2 separate regions of the Homo sapiens genome follow, and region 2 is linked to region 1. A link is a loop called in an ENCODE intact Hi-C map of the cell type or tissue named here. Cell type or tissue: CD4-positive, alpha-beta T cell. All regions are shown on one strand. Each heading gives the region's core, and the rest is flanking DNA. Links, peaks and the distances in the headings are about the cores only. Region 1 overlaps NVL (nuclear VCP like). Region 2 has its middle 13 kb from the start of DEGS1.

The links. Peaks named below come from ENCODE experiments on the same cell type or tissue, not always from the same donor. Only the 100,000 strongest peaks of a DNase experiment are listed, where the experiment ranks them.
Region 2: it touches region 1 in a loop (7-fold over the local background); 13 of 110 quality-filtered maps call a loop at or near these places.

The regions. Positions count from the first base shown.
Region 1 is chr1:224,239,102-224,249,985 of GRCh38, forward strand. The region is part of intron 19 of NVL (nuclear VCP like); the gene reads right to left. Among named protein-coding and RNA genes, the nearest start is that of MIR320B2, 13 kb to the right of the region's middle. RefSeq lists an enhancer at 6,553-6,602. In CD4-positive, alpha-beta T cell, for the core only: no CTCF peak of the experiment used is centred there; a DNase peak (open chromatin) is centred at 6,330; H3K27ac peaks cover 1,697 bases.
Region 2 is chr1:224,164,117-224,176,360 of GRCh38, forward strand. It overlaps the pseudogene LOC724084. Among named protein-coding and RNA genes, the nearest start is that of DEGS1, 13 kb to the right of the region's middle. RefSeq lists enhancers at 5,005-5,974, 5,975-6,944. In CD4-positive, alpha-beta T cell, for the core only: CTCF peaks have their summits at 6,745 (motif pointing right) and 6,945; DNase peaks (open chromatin) are centred at 5,055 and 6,745.

The DNA of each region.
Region 1 (10,884 bases), core at 2,578-10,577:
ACATTTACCACTTTTTAATTTCTTTCTTGAATCTCTAAATCTACTTTACATTTACCACTTTTCTGTAGGTGTATCATACTTCAATAAAAAGACCTAAACAGTGCAAGTAACACTGGGCGAGGAATTAGAAAACCTGAGTTCTAAAGTTCAAATTTGCAACTGAATGGCCCTTATAGAACTTTGTTAATCTTTATTATTTAATTTTTTAAAGTATCTTAATAGATAAGTATCTTATTTCCAGATGAGTATATATAATTTTGTGCTATATTTGAGAGGGGAGGGGGGCATCAGTGAACATATAATAGTGATTTCTTAAAATGAAGACTAGCGTAGACTTTCTTGCTATGGTGGTGGGGCTGCCACATTATGTAGGAGCCCTTGTTAGGTGCTTTCTATGATTTTAAGAACCTATCAACTTACCTCGACTGTCACACTGTCACATTAACTGTACGGATCTTCCCTAAGGACACTCCGCGTGCTGTTAGACAATCTAATCTCAAACTATCCAGTGCCCTGTTTTAATCAAAAGCTGAATCATAAGAAGACAATTCTTTTATACTTCTCAATATCTAAATTCTACCCTTGGGTTAAGCTGGACCTCCACAAGGTCCTGTGCATCCTCAGAGTGCATTTCTTGGACCTTCATCAAATTGTATTTAATGAACTGGCTTTGTGTAATACCCTCAGTTTATATTAAGAAAATGACAAGCCTCAGTCCCAAGAGGCTTATTGTGTTTGTGTCAGAAATACCGTTAAAGACATTGTGCATCGCATCTTAGTGTTCTCTTTGTGAGGACCCAGAGGAGGAATTTTTCTTTTTTCTGTCTCGCTGTGTCACCAGGCTGGAGTGCAGTGACGCAATCTCGGCTCACTGCAACTTACGCCTCCCAGGTTCAAGCGATTCTCCTGCCTCAGCCCCGAGTAGCTGGGATTACAGGCATGCGCTACCACGCTGGGTAATTTTTTTTTTTTTTTTTTTTTTGAGACGGAGTCTCACTGTCACAGGCCCAGGCTGGAGTGCAGTGGTGCGATCTCAGCTCACTGCAACCTCCGCCCCTCAGGTTCAAGCGATTCTCCTGCCTCAGCCCCCCAAGTAGCTGGGATTACAGTTGCCCGCCACCACGCCTGGCTAATTTTTTGTATTTTTAGTAGAGATGGGGTTTCACCATGTTGTCCAGGCTGGTCTTGAACTTCTGACCTCAGGTGATCCACCCACCTTGGCCTCCCAAAGTGCTAGGATTACAGGCGTGAGCCACCGTGCCCAGCCAACGCTGGGTAGTTTTTGTATTTTAGTAGAGACGGGGTTTCACCATGTTGGTCAGGCTGGTCTCAAACTCCTGACCTTGTGATCTGCCCGCCTCCGCCTCCCAAAGTGCTGGGATTACAGGCGTGAGCCACAGCGCCCAGCAGAGGAGGAATTTTCCTCACATTTGCATAATGGGAGCAATTGTCAGCTTCCTATTCTTAGCATATCCTTTGTTTAAGAAAAATCTTTTGTGAAAGAAAGCTCAGTATATAAAGGAACACAATAAATAAATGAGGTGGGGTATGAACTTCACAAAACGAATTCACTGTTATATGTTTAGATACTCTCAGAAGTTTCCTAATTCTTAGAAGATTAAACCTTTAGAAAAAGAAATAATTTCAAGTACCCTCACTTGAAAGAAAGTAACAAACTGTCCTTTTTTTTTTTTTTTTTTTTTTTTTGAGACAGAGTCTCGCCCTGTGGCCCAGGCTGGAGTGTGATGGCATGATCTCGGCTCACTGCAAGCTCCGCCTCCCGGGTTCAAGAGATTCTCCTGCCTCAGCTTCCCAAGTAGCTGGGATTACAGATGTACACCACCATACCCGGCTAATTTTTTGTATGTTTAGTAGAGATGGGTTTCACCATGTTGGCCAGGCTGGTCTCAAACTCCTGACCTGGTGATCCACCCACCTTGGCCTCCCAAAGTGCTGGGATTACAGGCACAAGCTACCACGCTCAGCCAAACTCTCCTTTTTTTGAGGGCATGAGGTGTGCTCTACCTAGGATACCTCCAAAAGTTTCATTAGCAACATTACTTTCTAATTAGTAGAAATAAGGGCTAAGGAATCTTTGGATCACTGAAATCTAACTATTCTTTAATTGAAATGTGGTTATGTTTCTGACTTATAGTAAGAACTAAAATGAATTCTATTTATTCTCAAGTGAGAGCAAAGAGAAAAATTTTAAATGGCATAATAAAGAGCTTATAAAACAAAATATGAGGATTTTGGAAAATCATTTATTGAAATGGTACTAGGATATTTAGAAGTATTTAGAAGCTTAAATTAATTTGGTTTTTCTTTATGACATTATCTCTATTACGATAATATTATATTATTTTTTAATAAAGGCCCTAATGGAAATCTCAAATAGGTTGGTAACTATAGAAAGCTAAGCTAAAGGAATTATTAGAAAAAGAAGGAAAATAGTCTCTTAAGGAAATTATAGGCCAGGCGTGGTGGCTCATGCCTGTAATCTCAGCACTTTGGGAGGCCGAGGCGGGTGGATCACCTGAGGTCAGGAGTTTGAGACTAGCCTGGCCAATATGGTGAAACACCATCTCTACTAAAAATACAAAACTTAGCCAGGTGTGGTGGCAGTTGCCTGTAATCCCAGCTACTTGGGACACTGAGGCAGGAGAATCGCTTGAACCCGGGAAGAGGAGGTTGCAGTGAGCTGAGATCAAACCACTGCACTCCAGCCTAGGGAACAAGAGTGAGACCTCGTCTCAAAAAAAAAAAAATAAAAAGAAAAAGAAAAACAGGTGTGGTGGCAGGCACCTGTAATCCCAGCTACTTAGGAGGCTCAGGCAGGAGAATCACTTGAACCTGGGAGGCAGAGGTTGCAGTGAGCCAAGACCACGCCATTGCACTCTAGCCTGGACATCAAGACCAAAACTCCGTCTCAAAAAAAAAAAAAGTTATATCCCACAAATATTGTATGATTCTACTTGTATGAGGTACCTAGAATAGGCAAAGCATAGAGACAGAAAGTAGAATGGTGGTTGCCAGGGGTAGGGAAGAAGGAATGGGCAGTTTGTGTTTAATGGGGACAGAGTTTCAGTTTGGGAAGATGCAAAAGTTCTGGAGATGAGTAGTGGTGATGGTTGCACAACAATGTGAATGTACTTAATGCCACAGAAATATATACTTAAAAATGGCTAAAATGGTAAATTTTATGTTATGTATCTATAGTATTTTACTAAAATCTGAAAAAAGTTATGGCTCATTTACACTGATATTTTCCTATAATTCGTATTAAACATTATATGTTATGAAATACTCAGGTTCAAAAAGTAATTCAAGATGTGCTACTACTTTTATTTTAACAAATATTTTCATTTGGTCATACAAATCTATTCTTTTTTTTTTTTTTTTTTGAGACGGAGTCTCACTCTATGCCCAGGCTGTGCAGTGGCGTGATCTCACTTCACTAGGTTCAAGCGATTCTCCTGCCTCAGCCTTCCGAGTAGCTGGGACTACAGGTGCACGCCACCATGCCTGGCCAATTTTGGTATTTTCAGCAGAGATGGGCTTTCACCATATTGGTCAAGCTGGTCTCAAACTCCTGACCTCAGGTGATTCACCTGCCTCGGCCTCCCAAAGTGCTGGGATTACAGGTGTGAGTCACCATGCCCAACCAAATTTATTCTTAAATCTATTCTTAACTACACATCAGAGTTTAGAATCATTAATGCTTGTTTTTTTTTTTTTTTTTGAGACAGAGTTTCGTCCTGTTGCCCAGGCTGGAGTGCAACGGCGCGATCTTGGCTCACTGCAACCTCTGCCTCTGGGTTCAAGCGATTCTCCTGCCTCAGCCTCCCGAGTAGCTGGAATTTACAGGTGTGTGCCACCGCACCCAGCTACTTTTGAATGAGATCACCTCATTCAGGTGATCTGTCCGCCTTGGCCTCCTAAAGTGCTGGGATTACAGGTGTGAGCCACCGTACCTGGCCAGTAATTTTATTTATTTATTTATTTTTTATTTTAAAATCCAGCTTCTGCATGAAGCAATTTTTATTCACACAGTCGACTGTGAAAAATTAATGAAAGGGCCGGGTGTAGTGGCTCAGTCTTGTAACCCTCTACCTTGGGAGGCTGAGGTGGGTACATCGCTTGAGCTCAGGAGTTCAAAACCAGCCTGGGCAACATGGTGAAACCCTGTTTCTACAAAAAAAAAAAAAAATTAGCTAGGCCTGGTGGCACGTTCCTGTAGTCCCAGCTACTCAGGGAGCAGAGGCGGGAGGATCACTTGAGCCTGGGAGGTTGAGGCTGCAGCGAGCCAAGACCGCACCACTGCCCTCCAGCCTGGGTGACAGAGCAAGACCTTGTCTCAACAACAACAACAACAAAAAAGTTTGTAAAAAGTTTGCTCATCAGTAAAAGGAAAATATTTAAATATTTTGTAAGACATACACTTCAAAGGGAGTTTCAAGGTTTAAGCATGTGTATAAATGTAAAATGAAAATACTACATGGAACAGAGTAAGGGCTTAATAAATGTTAGCTATTATTATATCAGGTATTCTTAAGTCATACTTTTTTTTTTTTTTTTGAGATGAGGTCTCGATCTGTCACTCAGGCTGGAATGCAGTGGTACAATCTCGGCTCACTGCAACCTCCACCTCCCGGGTTCAAGAGATTCTCCTGCCTTAGTCTCCCAAGTAGCTGGGATTACAGGCACCGGCCACCACACCCAGCTAATTTTTGTATTTTTAGTAGAGACGGGATTTTGCCATTTTGGCCAAGTAGGTCTCGAACTCCTGACCTTGTGATTCGCCTGTCTCAGTCTCCCAAAGTGCTGGATTACAGGCGTGAGCCACCACACCCGGCCTTGTCACTCTTTTAAAGACTGTATTTTATCTGAAAGTATTTGGCAGATATCAAATAATGTTTCTGGTTTTCTGAGATATTTTAATGACACTTAAAAGGAAGTAGAAGTTATGAAAAAAAAATCTGGGGGCCGGGCGTGGTGGCTCATGCCTATAATCCCAGCACTTTGGGAGGCCAAGGAGGGCGGATCACATGAGGTCGGGAGTTCGAGACCAGCCTGGCCAACATGGAAAAACCCTGTCTCTACTAAAAATACAAAATTAGCTGGGCATGGTGGCAGACACCTGTAATCTCAGCTATTTGGGAGGCTGAGGCAGGAGAATCACTTGAACCCAGGAGGCAGAGGTTGCAGTGAGCTGAGATCGCACCATTGTACTCCAGCCTGGGCGACAAGAGCAAAACTCCGTCTCAAAAAAAAAAATTTCTACTTCTCAGGCAGCTTTTAGTGATAGACCTCTTATCACCACATCATCACTAGAAATACCAAATAAAAAATATAAAAAAGTAGTATATGGCTCGCTCTTTTTTATTTGAGGTGGAGTCTCCCTCTGTTGCCCAGGCTGGAGTGCAGTGGCGTGATCTCGGCTCACTGCAACCTCCACCTCTCTGCTTCAAGTGATTCTTTTGCCTCAGCCTCCTGACTAGCTAGGACTACAGGCGCATGCCACCACGCCCGGCTAATTTTTGTATTTTTAGTAGAGATGGGGTTTCGCCATGTTGGTCAGGCTGGTCTCCATTTTTTTTTTTTGAGATGGAGTCTCACTCTGTTGCCCAGGCTGGAGTGCAGTGGCGTAATCTCGGCTCACTGCAATCCCTGCCTCTTGGGTTCAAGTGATTCTTTTGCCTCAGCCTCCTGAGTAGCCGGGACTACAGGCACGCACCACCACGCCCAGCTAATTTTTATATTTTTAGTAGAGATGGGGTTTCACCATATTGGCCAGGCTGGTCTCGAACTCCTGACCTCGTGATCCGCCCGCCTTGGCCTCCCAAAGTGCTGGGATTACAGGTGTGAGCCACTGTACCTGGCCCACTCGCTCTTCTTTTACAAAACTTAGATCCCAAAAGATATGAAGAAGTTGCTTTGACCTACAAAATATTTCAGACTTTTAAGAACAGGACTAAAGATCTTTATTCTAATCTCCTTATAATATTTCAGATGTTAATAGGAGAAAGAGAAAATTGTATATAAAACAATCTGAGGAATTAAAGTCAAAAGCCAGCAAACTGAAATAAAAAGGGTAAACATTAAAAATGCCAATTTTCCTCACTTTCTGTTGACTTACAAAGAACATACATGGGCAGGAAGTCTGCCTTGTGACTTCTCCCCTCTGAAATTAGATATTGTGCTTCCTCTTCCTCTCAATCTGCCCTGCTTTAGCCATCAACAAAGCTTTTTAAACAAAAACATTCATGACCTCTGAAGGATGAGGTAAGATAAGGATGTGAAATTGCACTGCTAACAGCTCTCTTGAGAGGGCACCAGGCCAACGCAGGCAGACAGGGCACAGGGAGGCTGCATGTGGGTCCTGCTCCTCCTGGGCAGCTCTGCCCAATGAGGTTCCAAGTCTTAGAATAGGACACAGTCAGAATTGGAGCAAAAATGCACTCTCAAGTCAAAGAGAATAAACTAACAAAAGCCCTTCTGCCGTTGGCACAGACAGAGGCTGAGGACTGACTATGCAGCAGTCTAAACCACAATCTACAAAAGTTGCTTTTGGCCCAGCATGGTGGCTCACACCTGTAATCCCAGCACTTTGAGAGGCCGAGGTGGGTGGATCACCAGGTCAGGAGTTCCAGACCAGCCTGGCCAACATGGTGAAACCTCATTTCTCTAAAAATACAAAAATTAGCCGGGCGTGGTAGCACGTGCCTGTAATCCCAGCTACTCGGGAGGTGGGATCCGTCCACCTTGGCCTCCCAAAGTGCTGGGATTACAGGTGTGAGCCACCATGCCCGGCCAAAGTTGACCTCTATTGAAATGTCTTTTTTGATTTTTTTCTTCTTCCATATTCACAACTTTGTGCTTGGAAGCTGCAGGGCTCCTCTCTGTTACCCACCCCATTTATGCCAGATGACTTTTTTTTTTTTGGAGACAGAGTTTTGCTCTTGTTGCCCAGGTTGGAGTGCAATAGCACGATCTCGGCTCACCACAACCTCTGCCTCCCGGGTTCAAGCTAATTCTCCTGCTTTAGCCTCCTGAGTAGCTGGGATTACAGGAGCACACCATCACACCCAGCTAATCTTTGTATTTTTGTAGAGACAGTGTTTTGCCATGTTGGCCAGGCTGGTCTTGAACTCCTGACCTCAAGTGATCCACCTGCCTCGGCCTCCCAAAGTGCTGGGATTATAGGCATGAACCACTGTGCCTGGCCGAAGTGGGGTACTTTAAATATTCACCCTTTGGTCTGAGGCCTAATGATTTTGGCAAATAGCACTGAAATTCTAGATGAATGAAGTATAAAGTTGTTCTGGTGTGAGTACCATACATTGAATGAAACACAGCAGGAAGAATGAGCCAATCATTCTCTGGTTCCAAATCTATAAAGCTCTGAATACCACATGCCTCATGTCTGGCATGTCTAGAAATAAATACCAATCCAACTTTTCTCTTTAGTTCATGAAATCCCAAGGACAAGTGTGAAAGCATTATCATTATGTCACCATGACTACAGGAAATTCATAGAAACAAAATTGGATTATATGTGTGTGCTTATTTGTATATACATACACATCCACATACATTGACCAAAGCAAACAAAATCTCAAGACCATAGTTCCTAATGACAGAGCCAAGAAGGCCGGGCATGGTGGCTCACGCCTGTAATCCCAGCACTTTGGGAGGCCGTGGTGGGCGGATCACTTGAAGTCAGGAGTTTGAGACCAGCCTGGCTAACATGGTAAAACCCCGTCTCTACTAAAAATACAAAAAAAAAATTAGCAGAGTGTGGTGGCACGCACCTGTGGCCCCAGCTGCGTGGGGAGGCTGAAGTAGGAGATATGCTTGAACCCAGGAGGTGGAGGTTGCAGTGAGCTGAGATCACGCTACTGCACTTCAGCCTGGGCAACAAACAGGGTCTCTTTTTTTGACATACTGTGTCAAAAAAAAAAAAAAAAAAACAGAGCCAACGAAAGGGAGAGAAGATGCTATGATGCAGTCATCATCAAGCTTGTTTGATGCAAAGAAATAAGTATATGCAACCAAAGCAGGGTTTCTTAACTTTGGCATTACTGACATTTTGAGTCGGATAATACTTTTTTTTCCTTTGAGACAGGGTCTCAGCTCTGTTGCTCAGGCTGGAGTGCAGTGACGTGACCATGGCACACTGCAGCCTCGACTTCTTGGGGTTAAGCCATCCTCCCACCTCAGCCTACCAAGTAGCTGGGACTACGGGTGCATGCCACTATGCCCAACTAATTAAAAAATTTTCTTGGCCAGGCGCAGTGGCTCACGTTTGTAATCCCAGCACTTTGGGAGACTTGAGGCAGGTGGATCACGAGGTCAGGAGTTCGAGACCAGCCTGGCCAACGTGGTGAAACCCCGTCTCTACTAAAAATACAAAAATTAGCTGGGCTTGGTGGTGCACGCCTGTAATCCCAGCTACTCAGGAGGTTGAGGCAGGAGAATCACCTGAATGCGGGAGGTGGAGGTTGCAGTGAACCGAGGTGGCACCACTGCACTCCAGCCTGGGCAACAGAGTGACACTCTGTCTCAAAAAAAAAAAATTTGTTTTCTTGTAGAGACAGGGTCTCACTCTGTTGCCCAGGCTGGTCTCCAACTCCTAGTCTCAAGTGATCCTCCTGTCTCAGCCTCCCAAAGTGCTGGGATTACAGGCCTGAGCCACCATGCCTGGCCTTGGATAATTCTTTGTTGTTGGCTGTCCTGTGCACTGTGGAATATTTAGCAGCATGATCACTCCTCTGCGTAGTGGTAAATGTCCCTAGACATTGCCAAATGTTCCCTGGGGACGTGAGGTGGGGTGGTGGGAAAATTGCCTTAGGTTGAGAACTACTAAACTAAAGCAACATGTTTTCATGGCTTTGACCACCAGCTATGTCCTGAAGACAGACAAAACTATAGCCCAGCCAGAGGACTCTCCTGAACTCCCAACCACAGACCCAACATCCTGCTCAACTTTTCCACTTGATAGTGCCCAGGCACCTGAAACTCAGAGAGCTCATCTCCCAGACCTCTAATCCTGGTAGATGCCACCAGCTGCACAAGCTGCAAATTCATCTACCTTTTCCTTTAACTCCCAACTCTACAGTTAATCCAATGTCCTACTAATTAAAACCTTTAAACAGTTCTCATGTCTATATCTTCTTTGTTATTCCCGTGATAATGCCTTAGTTCGTTATTTTTTCTTTTTCATTGATGTTTCTCAGTCATATTGCCTTAGTTCTAACATGCTTAATTTCATAACTTTTACTTTACTGGCTTCCAAGCTATTTTCCATACTGTGCATCAATAGAATCTTTCTACCCTACAAAGATGATCATTCTTCTGTTCTCATCTGCCCTGTTCTCCCTCCTCGGGGTGATTTTTAGGAACATTGCTAAAGGCAGTTTTAAGTAACGATGGCCCAGTGAGGCAGGATCACAGAATCTTCCTTTGTCAGCATCAAAAGAATACTAAAAAAAGTTAAACAATTTACCAGTAGCAACCAAAGAAAGGGGTAAACCTTCATGCTGCAAATGTTGAAAAGTGGGTGCGAAGAGAAAATTTGAAAGTGGCTGATAATTAGGCGTCCATTCCTGGGAAGGAGTATTGAAGAAAGAAGGTAAGTTAACAAAATCTTGTGATGTCTATTAATATTCCAAGCTGGAGACAAGCAGCCTGAGGAGAAGATAGCTCTAGAAAAAGTTAGACACACACAATCAAGGGATTTCAGCAGATTCAGGAAGAACTGCCAAGGTATGCCACTTTCCAGGGAGCTGGACAGAACTGGGTACAATCCCATGGGAGTGGGACAGCTCCCATGGGGGGAGGTATCTCCAACTGGATGGAGAGAGCGGGTCCAGGTACAAGTGATTTCATCCCCAGAAGGATTAACACCACCAGCTTAGCTCCCTCTCCCATCCCAAGGCTATAGAAATGTAGAAACAAAGCACTTCTACAGACCTCAAAATGTGATGTGTGAAGGGCAGAAAAACTAGTTCCAGGTAGTGAGAAGTGGGATGACAGAAGTCATTCAATTTTTTTTTTTGAGAGAGGGTCTTGGTCTGTTACCCAGGCTTGAGTGCAGTAGCACGATCTTGGCTGACTGCAACCTCCACTTCTTGGGCTCAAGGGATTCTCCAGCCTCAGCCAGGCATGAGCCATTGAAGTCCAGCTAATTTTTGTATTTTTTGTAGAGATGGGGTTTCCCCATGTTTCCCAGGCTGATCTTGAACTCCTGAGGTCAAAGCAATCCACCTGCCTTGGCTTCCCAAAGTGCTGGGATGACAGGTGTGAGCCAACGTGTTTGGCCCACTTATTTATTTATTTTTAAATATAGGGTCTTGCGGGGTCTGGTGCGGTGGCTCACGCCTGTAATCCCAGCACTTTGGGAGGCCGAGGCGGGTGGATCACGAGGTCAGGAGATCGAGACCATCCTGGCTAACACGGTAAAACCCCGTCTCTACTAAAAAACACAAAAAATTAGCCGGACGTGGTGGCGAGCACCTGTAGTCCCAGCTACTCGGGAGGCTGAGGCAGGAGAATGGCGTGAACCTGGGAGGCAGAGCTTGCAGTGAGCCAAGATCATGCCACTGCACTCCAGCCTGGGTGACAGAGCAAGACTCTGCCTCAAAAAAAAGGATAGGGTCTTGCTCTGTTGCCCAGGCTGGAGTACAGTGGTGTGATCACAGCTCCCTGCAGCCTTGACCTCCTGGGCTCAAGCAATCCTTCCACCTAAGCCTTCTGAGTACATGGTCCCACAGGTGGGTGCCACCATATCTGGCTAATTTTTTCTATCTTTTGTAGAGACAGAGTCTCAGTATATTGCCCAGGCTGGTACCAAACTCCTGGGTTCACCTCGCCCTCCCAAAG
Region 2 (12,244 bases), core at 2,397-10,396, 75 kb before region 1:
TCAGGTGATATGCCCGCCTCGGCCTCCCAAAGTGCTGGGATTACAGGCGTGAGCCACCACACCCGGCCTACATCCCTCTGGTTTCTGATTAATCATTTCCTCAAAGCAAAATTAGAGTAAATCGTACACAGAAGAAATATGAGCAGTTGGGTGTTTGAGCAAAATGTACAACTGATAACTGGAAAGGAAATACAAATCAAAGATAAACTTCCCCTAATTCAATAAATTCTGTTCAAAGAGACGCAACTAAATAGCTTTCAACTTTCTCAGCTTTTGTGTTTTTAAACTCTTTTTTTCCTCTTGTCCTTTGGATTGTACAAAAGTCAAATTCAAATTAACTGATTTGTTAGGAATCTGTGATGCAGCAATGTAAATAGCAAAACTGACTCCAGAATACAACACCTAAGATATACTTTCCTGTGATAAGACAAGGGGAACATGCTTCCCTCCGCAAGGCCAAGCCAAAGAGAATTAGCTGGGGTGGGGTAAAGAAGAGAGGGCTAAACTGCTTGTTCTTTCTTTGGAGAGTTGGAGCAAGCTTACAAGAAAGTGCTCTTTAGATAAACAGTTTCTGTAACTCTACTGTAAGAGGACACTGCCTGTTACAGTGTAGCCCATGGATCAACAGCCTCAATCACCTAGGAGCTTCTGTGAAATGTAGAATCTCAGGCCCCATTCCAGAATCAAATCTGCATTTTAACAAGATCACCTGGTGATTAGTTTGCACATTAAAATTTGAGAAATGCCACTGTAAGGCACATTTGTCATTTTGAATCTAAATGCTAAACAACCCTTAGCTCCCTATATTTAGCAATAACAAAGAAAATGGAGAGAGAGAAGAGAGGAAGGAGAGTAAAAGGGAGGAGAAAGCAGGAAGAAAATACAAAAGTTAGTATTGGTCAGGGACAGTTCTTGAAACCAGTAGAGGTCATGACCATCAGCCATCCCAAACAGAAAACAGTTTCATCGCCTTTGGTGTCTTTTTTTTTTTTTTTTTTTTTTTGAGACGGAGTCTCCCTCTGTCGCCCAGGCTGGAGTGCAGTGGCGCGATTTCAGCTCACTGCAAGCTCCGCCTCCCAGGTTCACGCCATTCTCCTGCCTCAGCCTCCCGAGTAGCTGGGACTACAGGCGCCCACCACCTCGCCTGGCTAATTTTTTGTATTTTTAGTAGAGATGGGGTTTCACCACGTTAGCCAGGATGGTCTTGATCTCCTGACCTCGTGTTCCGCCCGCCTCTGCCTCCCAAAGTGCTGGGATTACAGGCTTGAGCCACCGTGCCCGGCCAGGAAATTTATATTACAATTCCCACCAGTATCAATCCAGTCACTATCATTTGAGAATAAAGAAATTATTTTTAAAAATACACTTTGGGAGGCCAGGGTGGGAGGATCGCTTGCATCTAGGAGTTCACGACCAGCCTGGGCAACATACCAAGACTTCGTCTCTACCAAAAACAAAAATTTTAAATTTAAAAATTAAAAAAAAAAAAATTAGCCAGGCTTGGTGGCATACACCTGTAGTCCCAACTACTTGGGAGGCTGAGAAAGGAGGATCGCTTGAGCCCAGGAGGTCAAGGCTGCAGCGAGCTGCCACTGCACTCAGCCTGAGTGACAGTAAGACCCTGTCTCAAAAAATAATAATAAAATATCCATCAATAGGAGACAGGGTTCATAAATTGGGATATATCCTTACAATAGAATACTAGGCACCAGTAAAAATAAGAAAATTATCTATATGCTAAGAAATATTTCTGGCCGGGCATGGTGGCCCATGCCTGTAATCCCAGCACTTTGGGAGGCCAAGGTGGGCAGATCACTTGAGGTCAGGAGTTCAAGACCAGCCTGGCCAACATGGTGAAACCCCATCTCTACTAAAAATACTAAAAGTAGCTGGGCATGGTGGTAGGTACCTGTAATTCCAGCTACTCGGGAGGCTGAGGCAGGAGAATCGCTTGAACCCGGGAGGCAAAGGTTGCAGTGAGCTGAGATCATGCCACTGCACTCCAGCCTGGGAGACAGAGCGAGACTACGTCTCAAAATGAAAAAAAAAAAAAAAAGGCCAGCGTGGTGGCTCATGCCTGTAATCCCAGCACTCTGGGAGACCGAGGTGGGTGGGTCACCTGAGGTCAGGAGTTTGAGGCCAGCCTGGCCAGTGTGGTGAAACCCTGTCTCTACTAAAAAATCCAAAAAGTAGCCAGGCATGGTGGCGTGTGTCTGTAATCTCAGCTACTCAGGAGGCTGAGGCAGGAGAATCACTTGAACCCAGGAGGTGGAGGTTGCAGTGAGCTGAGATTGTGCCACTGCACCCCAGCCTGGGAGACAGAGTGAGACTCTGTCTCTAAAAGAAAAAAATATATATGTATTTCCAAGACTGCTAAGGGAAATAACAAAATACAGAACAATATTACAGTATACTAACTTTTGTGAAAAATAAAGAGGGAAATAATATAGAGTCATGCTGAATAACCACATTTCAGTCAACAAGCAGCAGCATATTTTATGACAGTCCCATAAGATTATACTACCATATTTTTACTGCTTCTTTTCTATGTTTATGTGTTTAGATACACAAATACCACTGTGCTACAAGTGCCTACAGTATTCAGAACAGTAACATGCCATACAGTTTTGTAGTCTAGCATCAATAGGCTGTACCATATAGCCTAGGTGTATATAGTAGGCTAAACCATCTAGGTTTGTGTAAGTAAACTCTATTATATTCATACAACAAAATCACTTGATGCATTTCTGAGAGCACATCCCCATCTTTAAGCAGTTCATGACTGTACTGCTAAGTAGTGGCATGCATATGCATAAAGAAACTCTAGGCCGGGCACGGTGGATCATGCCTGTAATCCCAGCACTTTGGGAGGCTGAGGGGGGCAGATCACTTGAGGTCAGGAGTTTGAGACCAGCCTGGCCAACATGGCGAAATCCCACCTCTACTAAAAATACAAAAATTAGGCAGGCATGGTGGTCTGTGCCTGTAGTCCCAGATACTCAGGAGGCTGAGGCAGGAGGATCACTTGAATCTGGGAGTCAGAGGTTGCAGTGAGCTGAGATTACACCACTGCACTCCAGGCTGGGAGAAAGAGTGAGATTCCATGTCAAAAAAAAAGAAAGAAAAGAAAAGAAAAAAAAATTCTAGAAAAATGCACAGGGAATCAATAACAGTGGTTATATTTTGGGGTTTGACAACATAACAACAGGAACAGGAGCTGGGAGGAGCTTATCACTAGACACCTGTATGTTTTTCTATTTTTTTTTTGAGACGGAGTCTCGCGCTGTCGCCCAGGCTGGAGTGCAGTGGCGCGATCTCGGCTCACTGCAAGCTCCGCCCCTCGGGGTTCACGCCATTCTCCTGCCTCAGCCTCCCGAGTAGCTGGGACTACAGGCGCCCGCCGCTACACCCGGCTAATTTTTTGTATTTTTAGTAGAGACACGGTTTTACCATGTTAGCCAGGATGGTCGCGATCTCCTGACCACGTGATCCGCCTGCCTCGGCCTCCCAAAGTGCTGGGATTACAGGTGTGAGCCACCGCGCCCGGCCATGTTTTTCTATTTTTAAACCATGGAAGTGTATTCAACAATTAAACCAGCTGCTATAGACTGAAAGTTTGTGTCCCCGCAAAATGTATGCCTTGAAGCCTAATCCTCAAGGGGAGGAGACTAGGAGGTTGGGCTTTGGGGAGGTGATTATGTTCATGAGGGTGAAGTCTTCATGAATGGGGTTAGTGTTCTTTTAAAAGAGACACCAGGCTGGGTGCGGTGGCTCACGCCTGTAATCCCAGCACTTTGGGAAGCCGAAGCAGGCGGGTCACCTGAGGTCAGCAGTTTGAGACCACCCTGGCCAACATGTGAAACCCCATCTCTACTAAAAATACAAAAATTAGCCAGGCATGGTGGGGTGCACCTGTAGTCCCAGTTACTTGGGAGGCTGAGGCAGGAGAATTTCTTGAACCCAGGAAGCAGAGGTTGCAGTGAGCTGAGATCATACCATTGCACTCCAGCCTGGGTGACAGAGCGAGACTCCATCTCAAAAAAATTAATTAATTAATTAATTAATTAAATAAAAGGGACCTCAGAAAACTCCTTCACCTCTTCTGCCATGTGAGGTTATAGCCAGAAGACGGCCATCCACGAACAAGGAAGCAGCCCCTCACCAGATACTGAATATGCCAGTGCCTTGATCTTGGACTTCCCAGGCTCCAGAATTTTTTTTTTTTTTTTTTGAGACGGAGTCTCTGTCACCCAGGCGGGAGTGCAATGGCACGATCTGGGCTCACTGCAACCTCTACCTCCCGAGTTCAAGCGATTCTCCCACCTCAGCCTCCCGAGTAGCTGGGATTACAGGCATGCGCCACCATACCTGGCTAATTTTGTATTTTTAGTAGAGATGAGGTTTCTCCATGTTGCTCAGGTTGGTCTCAAACTCCCGACCTCAGGTGATCCACCCACCTCAGCCTCCCAAAGTGCTGGGATTACAGGGGTGAGCCACCACGCCCAGCCTAATTTTTGTATTCTTAGTAGAGACGGGTTTTCACCATGTTGGCCAGGCTGGTTTCGAACTCTTGACCTTGTGATCCATCCGCTTTGGCCTCCCAAAGTGCTGGGATTATAGGCGTGAGCTACTGTGCCTGGCCAGACTGTTTTCTTAAAAACCAAAAGCCTGGGAAGAAAAACAAAATATCTTGCAAATGTATTCTCAATCCCAGTCAATCCCCTGCAAAACTCAGACTCTGGAAGAATGAAAGCTATGCGCTCTTTTCTCCACTCATTCATATTGTTGGCTTCACACAGATAGAAAAAGCTACTTCATCCTGCAGAACTGCTCTATCAGTTCATGGTGTTTTCCTGGATCCTGGACCCCTGCCTTCCCCACCATGAGTCACCTCTGGATCGAGTCCATCTTCTATTTGGGATTTGGAACCAGACAACCTTTGTCCCTTTTTAGCCTCTGCTGCACTCTAAGCTGTGTGATCTAAGACACGTCACTCACATTCTGGAAGTATTCGCTTCCTCATACATGAAATGGGGGAAATTTCTCTAACCATAAGCCTGCGGTTTTGATTTCAGTGCTCACTAGTTCAAGACTTTTCTTCTTGCCTATGCCCCTTCACCCTCTTCCTTTGTCAATTTCCTTTTTCATAAGCTGTGGCTGCTGGTGAGTAAAATAGTCATCTGAGTACAACTGCTTTTGCATGAGCTAGACTTGGAAGGGTGCAAATGGAAGCAGATTCATTTCTTCTCAGTAACTGCTCTTTTAGACTGTCCTGTTGCATTGTTCTGCCCTGATCCCAGAAGGAATCTCAGGCAGATCCCAGAGCCTTGTAGACTCTCCTGGTCACTAACAAATTAATCACCTTTATCCAGTTATTAAAAAATCCAGCCCGATCCGAAGAAAGACTTTATTGTCTCAATTGATTAAAGCTTCTTTCCTCTTTTTTTTCTCTTTTTTTGAGACGGAGTCTTGCTCTGTCGCACAGGCTGGAGTGCAGTGGTGCGATCTTGGCTCACTGCAGCCTCCACCTCCCGGGTTCAAGCGATTTTCCTGCCTCAGCCTCCCAAGTAGCTGGGATTACAGGTGCCTGCCACCAAGCCCAGCTAATTTTTGCATTTTTAGTAGAGACGGGGTTTCGCCATGTTGGACAGGCTGGTCTTGAACTGCTGACCTCAGGTGATCTGCCTGCCTTGGCCTCCCAAAATTCTGGGATTACAGGCATGAGCCACTGTGCCCTCCCGCTTCTTTCTTCTTTCTGTAAGTCAGGCCTGAGTTGGACTTCGGAGAAGCTTTGAGTTGGGCTTCTCCTTTTCAGTGGAGAAGGGCAGGAAGGAGGATGTCTTCCATTTATTCTCTTTGCTTTTCCTCCTCCCCCTCCTGCAAGACTCTCTGCTGTCTAACTCAGTGGGGAGGAGAGACAGAATAAAGAAAAAAAATCTGCATTACTGGTATGGTTGGAATCTGTCATGTGTGTCTCTTGGTTGAGGCAGAGATCACACTTTGGGGCTGTTTTCCCCAAGGCATTTTCCACTGTTGTTGTTGCTTTCTTTTTCTTTTTTTAAGAGATAAGGTCTTGCCCTATCACTCACTACAGTCTTGAACTCCTGAGCTCAAGTGATCCTCCTGCCTCAGCTTACTGAGTAGCTGGGACTACCATGCCTGGCTAATTATTTTTATTTTTGATAGATGCAGAGTCTTGCTACATTGCCCAGGCTGGCCTCAAACTCCTGGCCACAAGCGATCTTCCTGTCTTAGCCTCCCAAAGTGCTGGAATTACAGGCATAAGCCACTGCTGTCAGCCCTCCATTGGTTTTTAAATAATCTCCTCACGGGTTACCTTCACCATGAATTTTTCTTCCAAGTTACCATACAGCTGACTCATAGGAACCCCTCCTTAGCCCTAGGTATCTGGTGGTAAATGTTCTTTCAAAAAGAAGCATTAGGATGCATGACCTATGAGGCCATAGACAGCAACCAAATCTAGCCCTTGTCAAACGGTTACACATCTGGTCCACCTATACCTGATCAACCTGGCAGAAAAGCTACTATCAGCAGAGACCCTCTGTCCATACTCAGTGACCACGGACAGCTTCTGATTTCCCCTCACCTTTAGGCATGCTCAAGTCCAAGTCAGGTACCAGTCCCTGTGTCTCTCCAAACACAAAAGTCAAGTTGGAGGAATGGTTCTGAGAAACTCTTCACTTGGCTGTAATTAACAAAGCAACAGTTCCTTCTGCCACCAGAGGGTGTGCAGCAAGGATGGGCAGCACAACCTGCTACCAACTCTCTCTAAAGAAATTCTTTTCTCTTTTTTTTTTTTTTTTTTTGAGACGGAGTTTCACTCTTGATGCCCAGGCTGGAGTGCAATGGCGCAATCTTGGCTCACTGCAACCTCCGCCTCCCAAGTTCAAGTGAGTCTCTTGCCTCAGTCTCCTGAGTAGCCGGGACTATGGGTGCGCACCACTGCGCCTGGCAAATTTTTGTATTTTTTTTAAAGACAGGGTTTCACCATGTTGGTCAGGCTGGTCTCAAACTCCTGACCTCATGATCCGCCCTCCTCAGCCTCCCAAAGTGCTGGGATTACAGGCATGAGGCACCACACTCAGACCCCTTGCCCTCATTTTTGACAGATAGTTTTGCTAGACACAGATCCTTGGTTGATAAGTTTTTTCTTTCAGCACTTTGAATACGCCATCCCACTGCCTTCTGGCCTCCACTGTTTCTCATGAGGAGTCACCTGTTCATCATATCAGGGTCTCCTTTTCGGTGATGAGTCATTCTTCTCTTGCTGTTTCAAGATTTTCTCTTTGGCTTTCAGAATTTTATTATAATGCATGTGGGTGTGGATCTCTGTCTTGTGTTCATTCTACTGGGGTTCTTTTTTTTTTTTTTTTTTTTTTTTTGAGATGGAGTCACGCTCTGTCGCCCAGGCTGGAGTGCAGTGGCACAATCTCAGCTCACTGCAACCTCTGCCTCCCAGGTTCACGTCATTCTCCTGCCTCAGCCTCCTGAGTAGCTGGGACTACAGGCGCCCACCAACACACCTGGCTAATTTTTTATATTTTTAGTAGAGACGGGGTTTCACCGTGTTAGCCAGGATGGTCTTGATCTCCTGACCTCGTGATCCGCCCACCTCAGCCTCCCAAAGTGCTGGGATTACAGGCGTGAGCCACCGCACCCGGCCTCTACTTGGGTTCACTGCATCTCTTGGATGTGTAGATTAATGTTTCCATCAGATTTAGATCATTTTAGATATATTTTTCCTTTGTTTTTTTTTTTTTTGCCCTTTTCTCTCCTCTCCTCTGGTATTCCCATCAGCTGTATTTTGATGAGCTCAATGATGTCCCAAATTTCTCTGAGGCTCTGTTCATTTTTTATCATGGTAGATACACATAACAAAATTTACCATTTTAACCACTTTTACACGTACAATTCAGCAGCATTAAGTATATTCACAAAGTTGTTCAATCATCACCACTATCCATTCACAGAAATTTTTCATCATCCCAAACAGAAACTGTATACTCATTAAAGACTGGCTCCCCACTCCCCTTTTCCCCAACCCCTGTTAATCTCTATTATTCTTTCTGTCTCTAACTTTTATAGTTTGATCATAACAATCCCCTTTTCATCAGGTTTTCATGGAGCGTAGGAGGGGTAATTCTTTGACTTAAAAATATAATTTGAAGAAAATGACTGCTTAGGAGAGAGAGACAGAGAGAAAGAAAGTGAGAGAGAGAAAGAGAGAGAGAGAGAAAAGAGAGAGAAAGAAAAGAAAGAATAAGAAAGAAAGGAAGGAAGGAAAGAAAAAAAAGAAGGAAGGAAGGAAGAAAGGTGGGAAGGAGGACGGAAGGAAGGAAGGAGGGAAGGAAGAAGTAAGGAAGGAAGGAGGGAGGGAGGGAAGGAAGGAAGGAAAAGGAGGAATGAAGGAAGGAGGAAAGTAGAGAGGGAAGAAGGGAGGGAAAAAGAAAGCTATGAAAGCCATTGACCACAGGTCGGGATGGGAATGGGGATAATTCATCAATTTTTCTACGCTGACATAACTCCCGAGAGTTCTGACTATTCATTGGCTTTAACAGATTTGCCAAGAGGACAAATCTCAGCTTAATTAGCAAAGGATAAAATCATAAAATTAGTGGATTCCCTAATCTGGGCATGCCACATAGATGAATATGATTGCAAGGGCAGGTTTGGAAAAGGGAATGATGCCTGAATATACTGGAATTCCCAAATATTTTGGACCTCAAAGTTTGGGCTTTTAAGGAACTACCATTTAAATCTGCAGTTTGCTGTAAAGATGGTTAACAGAGTTCTGGGCCAGGCACGGTGGCTCATGCCTGTAATCCCAGCACTTTGGGAGGCTGAGGCGGGCGGATCACCCGAGGTCAGGAATTTGAGACAGCCTGGCCAACGTGGTGAAAACCCGTCTCTACTAAAAATACAAAAATTAGCCAGGCGTGGTGGCATGTGCCTGTAATCCCAGCTACTCGGGAGGCTGAGGCCAGAGAATTGCTTGAACCTGGGAGGCAGAGGTTGCAGTGAGCCACTGCTCTCCAGCCTGGCCAACAAGAGCAGAAACTCTGTATCAAAAAAAATAGTTCATTGTGCAGAATTTAACATATTTGTCAAATAATAGGCTGACCAGCCATGGAGAGAAGCTCCTATTATAGTCACAACCTATTCAAAAATATTAATGTGGGTGGGGTGCAGTGTCTCATGCCTGTAATCCTAGCACTTTGGGAGGCAGAGGTGGGTGGATCACTTGAGGCCAGGAGTTCAAGACCAGCCTGGCCAACATGGCGAAACCCCATCTCTACTAAAAATACAAAAATTAGCCGAGTGTGGTGGCACATGCCTGTAATCCCAGCTACTTGGGAGGCTGAGGCAGGAGAATCACTTGAACCAGGGAGGCAGAGGTTGCAGTGAGCCAAGATCACGCTACTGCACTCCAGCCTGGACGTAGAGTGAGATTCCGTCTCAAAAAAAAGAAAAAAATTATAGTGCATTTGAAGTGCATTCAAAAACTATGAGAACACGATTTTAGCTGTGAGCTTGTAAAAACAAAAACAAACAAAACTTATGAGAACACTTGTACCTCCCTAGCCTGAGGGGCATGATGTATAGCCTCTTTCAGGACTGTTGGTACATGTCCCTTTGAATATTCACTGTGGAGAATCTTTTTTAGCAAGCGTAGCTAAATTGTATCTGCTCCTCTAAACATTTGCCAGAAGAAGAAATAGTTTATTTTCAGGTTCAGGCTCTACACATTCTCTTTCTTTTCTTTTCTTTTTTTTTTTTGACAGAGTCTCACTCCTTCACCCAGGCTGGAGTACAGTAGCGTGATCTCGGCTCACCGCAACCTCTGTCTCCTGGGTCCAAGCAATCCTCCGGCCTCAGCCTCCCAAGTAGCTGGGATTACAGGAGCCTGCCACCATGACCAACTAATTTTTGTATTTTTTAGTAGAGACGAAGTTTCACCATGTTGGCCAGGCTGGTCTTGAACACCTGACCTCAGGTGATCCACCTGTCTCCGCCTCCCAAAGTGCTGGGATTACAGGTGTGAGCCACCGCACCGGGCCCTCTTCTCCCACCCTTTCCCTTTCTTTCTTTCTTTTTTTTTTTTTTTTTTTCTTTGACAGAGTCTCACTCTGTCGCCCAGGCTGGAGTGCAGAGGCATGAGCTTGGCTCACTGCAACCTCCACATCCTGGGTTCAAGAGATTCTTGTGCCTCAGCCTCCCAAGTAGCTGGGATTACAGATGCGTGCCACCACACCCGACTAATTTTTTGTATTTTTAGTAGAGATGGGGTTTAGCCATGTTGGCCAGGCTGGTTTTGAACCCCTGCCCTCAAGTGATCAGCTCACGTTGGCCTCCCAAAGTGTCAGGATTACAGGCATGAGCCACCACACCTGGCTTCTACACATTTTATGAGCAATAAATAATGTTGATAATCTCTCAGTTTTCTTCTTTCTTCCTGTCTCTCCCTCCCCAGTGGTCCTGCAGCAGTTCTAATCCCATTCCCATCACCAGTTGATCAGAGACCTAGTATTTTTAGGAAAGTAGCAGCCTTTATTTATTTTTTATATTTATATTTATATTTTTACTTATTTATTTATTTATTTTTGAGACAGAGTTTCACTCTTGTTGCCCAGGCTACAGTGCAATGGCACAATCTTGGCTCACTGCAACCTCCGCCTCCTGCGTTCAAGTGATTCTCCCGCCTCAGCCTCCAGAGCAGCTGGGATTACAGGCATGTGCTACCATGCCCGGCTAATTTTGTATTTTTAGTAGATCTGGGGTTTCTCCATGTTGGTCATTTTTAGTAAATCTGGGGTTTCTCCATGTTGGTCAGTTTCCATGTGGAGAGAGAATTTTGCCATGTTGCCCAGGCTGGGCTTGAACTCCTGGGCTCAAGTGATCTGTCTGCCTCAGCCTTCCAAAGTGCTGGGACTACAGGTGGGAGCCACCATGTCCAGCCTGCATACTTTTTATGTTATCAGAAATGCTATCTTTCTCTTTGGTTACATTTCTTTTTTTTTTTTTTTCGTAAATCAAAGTACTATTTTATTAAATGAGTTATTTTACACAATATGAACATCAATATAATTACAATTGTAAAAAATTTTTTTATAACAAGGATGGACTGATTTTCATATTTCCAAATCAGAGTCAACTGTACATTTACACAGAATTGTCTTTGCATGAAGCCCAAAAGGGAACAGCATAAAAAATGAGTGTTTCTGTAGCCCCTTTATTTTTGCTGATCAACAGTTTGTTAGAAAAGCAGCTGCAGGTATGTTACCTAAGGTCTGAGACAGTAGAAGAGTCAAAGGTGTCGTGAATTCACCTGTAAACAACCTTATGCCTGAACATCAGCTAATTCTGGAGGAAGTGAAGTCTTAGGATGCTTGCTCTCAAAGTGCTGCTTGAAGGTCTTAGGGTCTGGCATTCGTGTCCTACAGACAGTGCAGGTATATATTAAGGCAGCTTTGGCAGCAGCCTTTTGGTCATGTCCTTGTTTCTTCTTTTGTCCAGCTTGCTTTTTGGCATTATTCTGCTGAGACTGAATTTTCTGCTGTCCACGAGCCATATCCGGGCCAGGAGAATCTTGCGTCGGAGAGACAGTGCAGCGCGAGAGGGCCGGGAGAGGACGCCGGAGGGAAAGGAAGGGGGAGCGCGCCCAGCATCGCTTGGGCCTCCTCCACCCGCTCAGGAGGGGAAACAGGAGAGCCGGGAGCACAACAGCCTCGCGCGCCCGCCGCCGCCTCAGCCTTAGGGGAGGCCACTACGCCTCTGGTTACATTTCTTGATCATGGTATCTCCCCAGCTAGGTAAGTATCTCTTTGATTACATTTCTTTTTTTTCTTTTTTTGAGATGGAGTCTCACTCTTGCTGCTCAGGCTGCAGTGCAATGGCGCTTTCTCAGCGCACTGCAACCTTTGCCTCCCGAGTTCAAGCGATTCTCCTGCCTCAGCCTCCCAAGTAGCTGGGATTACAGGCACCCGACACTACACCCAGCTAATTTTTTGTAAAGCCACCATGCCCCCCGATTACATTTCTTTCTCTTTTGAGACGGAGTCTTGCTCTGTCGCCCGGGCTGGAGTGCAGTGGTGTGATCTGGGCTCACTGCAAGTTCCGCTTCCCGGGTTCACGCCATTCTCCTGCCTCAGCCTCCGGAGTAGCTGGGACTACAGGCGCCCGCCACCACGCCCAGCTAATTTTTTGTATTTTTAGTAGAGACGGG